2 separate regions of the Homo sapiens genome follow, and region 2 is linked to region 1. A link is a loop called in an ENCODE intact Hi-C map of the cell type or tissue named here. Cell type or tissue: GM12878. All regions are shown on one strand. Links, peaks and the distances in the headings refer to the core of each region. The heading gives the core; the rest is flanking DNA.

Region 1 (2,918 bases), core at 224-2,723:
CTGTCCTATGAAACCATGAACCAATTTAAACCCCCTTTCTTTATAAATTCCCCAATCTCAGGTTATTTCTTTATAGCCGTGTGAGAATGGACTAATACCACTAGTTACAGTTATTTGTTTCTCCTGATTCTGTGGAGGACAAACTTTTCCATTTAGATGATCTGCTGGGTTTTTTTGTTTGTTTGTTTGTCTGTTTTTTTGAGATGGAATCTCGCTCTGTTGCCCAGGCTGGAGTGCAGTGGCATGATCTTGGCTCACTGCAACCTCCGCCTCCTGGGTTCAGGGGACTCTTCTGCGTCAGCCTCCCGAGTAGCTGGGATTACAGGAGCACATCACCACGCCCGGCTAATTTTTGTATTTTTGGTAGAGATGGGGTTTCACCATATTGGTCAGGCTGGTCTTGAACTCCTGACCTTGTGATCTGCCCGCCTTGGCCTCCCAAAGTGCTAGGATTATAGGCGTGAGCCACCGCGCCTGGCCAAGATGATCTGCTGTTGAGAAAACCTAATAAGAATAGCCTTTATCAAAGATATATAATCTAGAAAAGCTTAGGGAGACACAAAATCGTAAGCATAAAGGACAGTTATTAAAGTGTTACTTCAGGCTGGGTGTGGTGGCTCATGCCTATAATTCCAGCACTTTGGGAGGCTGAGGTGGGAGGATTGCTTGAACCCAGGAGTTCAAGAAGAGCTTGGGCAACATAGTGAGACCCTGTCTCTACAAAAAAAATTGAAAACTAGCCAGGTGAGGTAGGACGTGCTTGTGATTCTAGCTACTCAGGAGACTGAGGTGGGAGGATCACTTGAGCCTGGGAGGTTGAGGCTTTAGTGAGCTGTGATTGCACCACTGTACTCCAGGCTGGGTGACAGAGTGAGATTCCATCTCAAAAAAAAAGAAAAGGCTGGGCACGGTGGCTCACGCCTGTAATCCCAGCACTTTGGGAGGCCGAGGTGGGCGGATCATTTGAGGTCGGGAGTTCGAGACCAGCCTGACCAACATGGAGAAACCCTGTCTCTACTAAAAATACAAAATTAGCTGGGCATGACTGCCTATGCCTGTAATCCCAGCTACTCTGGAGGCTGAGGCAGGAGAATCGCTTGAACCTGGGAGGCGGAGGTGGCGGTGAGCTGAGATCGAGCCATTGCACTCCAGCCTAGGTAACAAGAGCAAAACTCCGTCTCCAAAAACAAAAAAAAAGGTATTATTTCAGCTTAGTTGTTCATTTTTACCACCAAAGTGAAATGTAAACATCATATAATTTTATTCAGATATCAAAAGAAAGAAGAAAATTATTTTAACAAATTTGTAAAAAATTAAAAAATATATTTTGTTATAACAAATTTCTAACATACACAAAAATTGATAGGAAAACATAAGCAATCTTCCTGTACTTAACAACCAGCTTCCCTATGGCCAATCTTGTTTCATCTTTTCTCATGTCTACTCCTGAACCTCTACCTCCATTATTTTGATACAAATCCTGGCCATAATATAGTGACATTTGTAAGTATTCTAGTATTAACTCTGTAAAAGTTAAGGTCTCTAAAAAAATTACCGATTTTAAAGCATTTAGGGGAATGTAGTCAGTGTTTGGGAAATTTTGTAGGTGCTTTCCAGAAATTAAAGACAAGAAAAAGTAGAGTTCAATTTCTCAGTGAAAAACCGAAATCAGTACAAACAAAACATCAAGAATGAAGTTACTCATCTGTAGAAGTAGAATATATTGAGACGTGTTTGCTAAAGCGTGGACCAGAAGATTTAGAGACTTTCCATACCCACTCAATATGTTCTTAATGCATGAGTATTGTAGGCATTGAGGGCTGAGTCATAGCAGACTCCAGACGATGCAGGTGTTCATGTAGCCCCTGGAAGGACTTTGGTTGTTGCTTTTAGGGAGATAGGGAGATCTGAAGGTTTTAAGCAGGAGAGAAGCAGAATATCACTTCCACTTTAAGAGGACCGCTCTGGCTGCCGCTATGTTGAAACCGAAATGTATATGTTCTAGAGAAGGAAGAGAAAGACCAGTTAGGATAAAGTTTTTCACATTCTACTGTGCACACAAATCACAGAGAATCTTGTTAAATAAAGGTTCTATTTTCATAGGCCTAAGATGAGGACTGATTCTGCATTTCTAATAAGCTCCCAGGTAATGCCCAGGCCCCTGCTATACATACCAAACCTTGTTTGGCAAGGACTTAAGAAACTATTACAGACATCCAAATAATAGCTGATGTGGCTCAGAGTGTCAGTGATGGAAAACTAGAGGGATTGTTAAAATGGCAGGATGCTGGATTAATTTTTTCAGTGTAACTGACAGAATTCCTTGATGGCTTGGATATAAGATGGGGGAGGCAAGTCAAGGCACATTCTGAGGCTTTTGGCTTGAGCAACTGGAGGCATAGGGAAGCATGTAGGAGGAGCAGGTTTTGGTGGGAAATCAGAAAGTTGATTTTTTGACATCTTAATTTTGAGATACTTCTTAACTGTGAAAATTTTAAAGATGAGTAGGTGACTAGATACATATGTTTGGTGTTCAGGGGAGTGGTTGAAGTGGCAGCTAAAATTTGTAAGTCTGTATGTAATATCTGAAGCGATGAGAACGTATCAGATTAGTTAGAGAGGGAGTGCAGATAGAAAAAAAAAAGAGATTCTAGGACTGAGCTTTGGGTTTGTTCAACATTTAGAGGTCAGAAAGATGAACTAGCAAAGAATACGAGCCTTGAATTAAGAGGAGAATCAAGACAGCATGTCTCCTGGACGTCAGTAAAGAAAGTGAGATTAGTAAAACAAAGATGAAACTAACAAATATCAAATTATCAGATTCTGATCTAGGTTGCCCTCATAAACTTCAAGTTAATGTGGAGACTTCAAAATTAAAATGGAAATATTGAATTATGAAGCAGTTTCAGGGAGAGTTT
Region 2 (2,918 bases), core at 120-2,619, 440 kb after region 1:
AATGGTGCAGCTACTGTGTAAAACAGTCTGGCAGCTCCTCAGAAGGTTAAGCATAGAGTTACCATGTGACTCAAAATTTTACTCCTAGATATCTACCAGGGAAGATGAAAACATACATCCACACAAAAACCCATACATGAATATTTATACCAGCATTATTCATAATAGCCAAAAGGTAGAAACAACCCAAATGTCTATCAACTGATCAATGACCAAACAAAACATTATACATCCATCCATACGATGAAACATTATTTGGCCATAAAAAGGAAGTACTGCAGCCAGGCGCAGTGGCTCATGCCTGTAATCCCAGCACTTTGGGAGGCCGAGGTGGGTGGATCACGAGGTCAGCAGTTAGAGACCAGCCTGGCCAGCATGGTGAAACCCCGTCTTTGCTAAAAATACAAAAAATTAGCCTGGCATGGTGGAGCAGGCCTGTAATGCTAGCTACTCGGGAGGCTGAGGCAGGAGAATTGCTTGAACCCGGGAGGCGGAGGTTGCAGTGAGCTGAGATCATGCCACTGCACTCTAGCCTGGGCGACAAAGTGAGACTCTGTCTCAAAAAAAAAAAAAAAAAGAAAAAAAAAGAGGAAGTACTACCACACGCTTTGACACGAATGAACCTTGAAAACATTATGTTAAGGGAAAGAAGGAAATTACATAAGACAAAGACTATGTATTATATAATTCCATTTACATGAAATATCCTGAACAGGCAAATCCATAAAGACAGAAGGCACTTCAGTGTTTGTCTGGAGATAGGAGGGATGGGGGGTAGTAGCTAAAAAATATGGGGCTTCTTTATGAGGTGATAAAAATGTTCTAATTTTGGCTGTGGTGATGGTGACATGTATCTGTGAATATACTAAAAACCTTTGAATTGTGCACTTTAAATGGGTGATTATATGATATGTGAACTATATGTTAATAAAGATGTTATTTTAAACTTTTCTTTACAAAAGTAGGATGTGCACCCCAATGGCACTGTAAACAATTTTCTCCCATAGCTATTCCATTTTCACACTACTTTCTTTCTAATTCCTATTTCTACTTCTCACTTCCATTTATCTTACACTTAGGTTTCATTTCCCCAGACCTACATTTCTGGTTCAATACCCTGCTTTTGAAACCTTCCTGTGAACCCTTTTAATGAGCTACAAGAGTTTTTCAACCTAAACTGTATGATGTTTACTGGCATTTAAGGTTTTACTTTCCTTACTTCTTCAGGTTAGGTACACCCTCTGTCAATCCTCAATACTAAGAAACCTCATCCAGAGAACAACTAGGGGAAGACCCCAGAGATTAATATGAGCTAAACACACAGTCTTTCCTGCTTATTCACATTAAACTACCATCCTTAAAATACACATTTGCATCTCACATATTTTAGCCACCAGAAATTTCCAGGAAATTTCTCTGTTTCTTACACTAACGGGTGTGGATCTAGTATCTTCCATCTTCAGATCTGTCTCAACTCAACAGTCTCTGAATATACAGAAAAGGCTCCTACTTTAGAATGGTAGTGAGGGAAACTGAAAGTGGCATTTCAGTTGAGTGAGAAGAAGCCAGCCATGCAAAGACCTGGGAGAAGAGCATCCCAGAGAGAGGGAACATCATGAATGACTGGCTGAATGCATGAACTAGAGATCCAAGGGGCATAGGAATCCAGAGAAAAAGGCAATCCCTCGAGACTAGGAATTGGAAACTTTGAAAGGCTTTTGCAAGTAGGTAAAACTGGAGCAGCATATTGGAAGAAAGGACCAGACTCAAACTCATTAAAGGAAAGGAAGGCATTCCAGGCAAGGAAGTGGAAACAAATGAATCTGGACTATACTACGTGAAACAGGTCAGGCAAAGCGAAGGTTGTTAGAGGATTGTTTCCTAAATATGACCAGCTCTGACCTTGGTTTCAGCTCTTTGAAATTCCAACACGACATCCTAAAATGGCAAAGAGTCCCATTTGTGCCCAGATTGGGTCACCGTTTCTGTGTGGCCTACACTTGTGCCTTATTACCTGCAAGAAACACTTGTTATTTTAGTTTTGCGGAGACAAAGAATACCACTTTCCATTGGGCTCTCTGGGTTGTAAAGAAACCAGTTCTCCCCACGTTGGCATTAGTATAGTGAAGTGCAGGATCTCTGAAAGAAGAAAGGGGCAAAACAAACTTAAGGTATCTCTTAAGTCTTCCTGAGGATAAAAGAAAGAACCAAGCTCATTATTTCCAGGGTAAAGTTAAAGTCCTAATCATCAATAGGAAAACTTTCCTCCTTTCAGAATTGTGTCCTTTGCTTCCTTTTTAGTCTCAGAAAAACTTTATTTTTCTAGAAACAGAGGGCAGAACAGCAACTTCCACTGTCTCCAGCCCTACAACTGATACTTTGCACTGAAAAAGTTACTTGCTTTAGTCAGACAAAGAACTATCTTTCTTCTGCTATTAACCATGGTTATTTAAGACTATATGTAAACGCAATACTGTTTTTAACACGATATTTGGAAAAGAAGATATGAAGAAGAATTAATCATGCAGAGAGGCAGAAAGTGATTTTTACTTAAAATTCACAATATCCATGTCATTTTCCCTGGGGGAGTTTATTTCAAATGCTACTTAGTAATTTTTCAAGACAGAAAATGATAAAGCCTGTCTGAGGGAGAAAAGGAGAACAAACTCCATTAATATCAACCCTCAGCCCCCACATATACCCCCACCTCAGGCCCCCATACTTCTGGCTGCCTTTCCCTTACAAGTGTATCTTTGCCTGGAAGCTAAGAGGTGGCAAGAGCATTTGTGGCTGAAAGATACTCTTATAGTTCACAGTAAGCATTCTTTGCATTCTTTAGATTTTTAAATACAGCAGCCTCAAGGGGAAGACCAAAGAAAGAGCTGCCCGTTTATTATATGAGGTGAGTAATAGTGGAC

Evidence for each region. Peaks named below come from ENCODE experiments on the same cell type or tissue, not always from the same donor. Only the 100,000 strongest peaks of a DNase experiment are listed, where the experiment ranks them.
Region 2: it touches region 1 in a loop (2.3-fold over the local background); 2 of 110 quality-filtered maps call a loop at or near these places.

What each region holds. Positions count from the first base shown.
Region 1 is chr13:80,255,627-80,258,544 of GRCh38, reverse strand. No RefSeq gene overlaps it. Among named protein-coding and RNA genes, the nearest start is that of SPRY2, 84 kb to the left of the region's middle. In GM12878, for the core only: no CTCF peak of the experiment used is centred there; a DNase peak (open chromatin) is centred at 1,765; H3K4me3 peaks cover 477 bases; H3K27ac peaks cover 1,407 bases.
Region 2 is chr13:79,810,866-79,813,783 of GRCh38, reverse strand. No RefSeq gene overlaps it. Among named protein-coding and RNA genes, the nearest start is that of LINC01038, 7.9 kb to the right of the region's middle. In GM12878, for the core only: no CTCF peak of the experiment used is centred there; DNase peaks (open chromatin) are centred at 681 and 1,123; H3K27ac peaks cover 756 bases.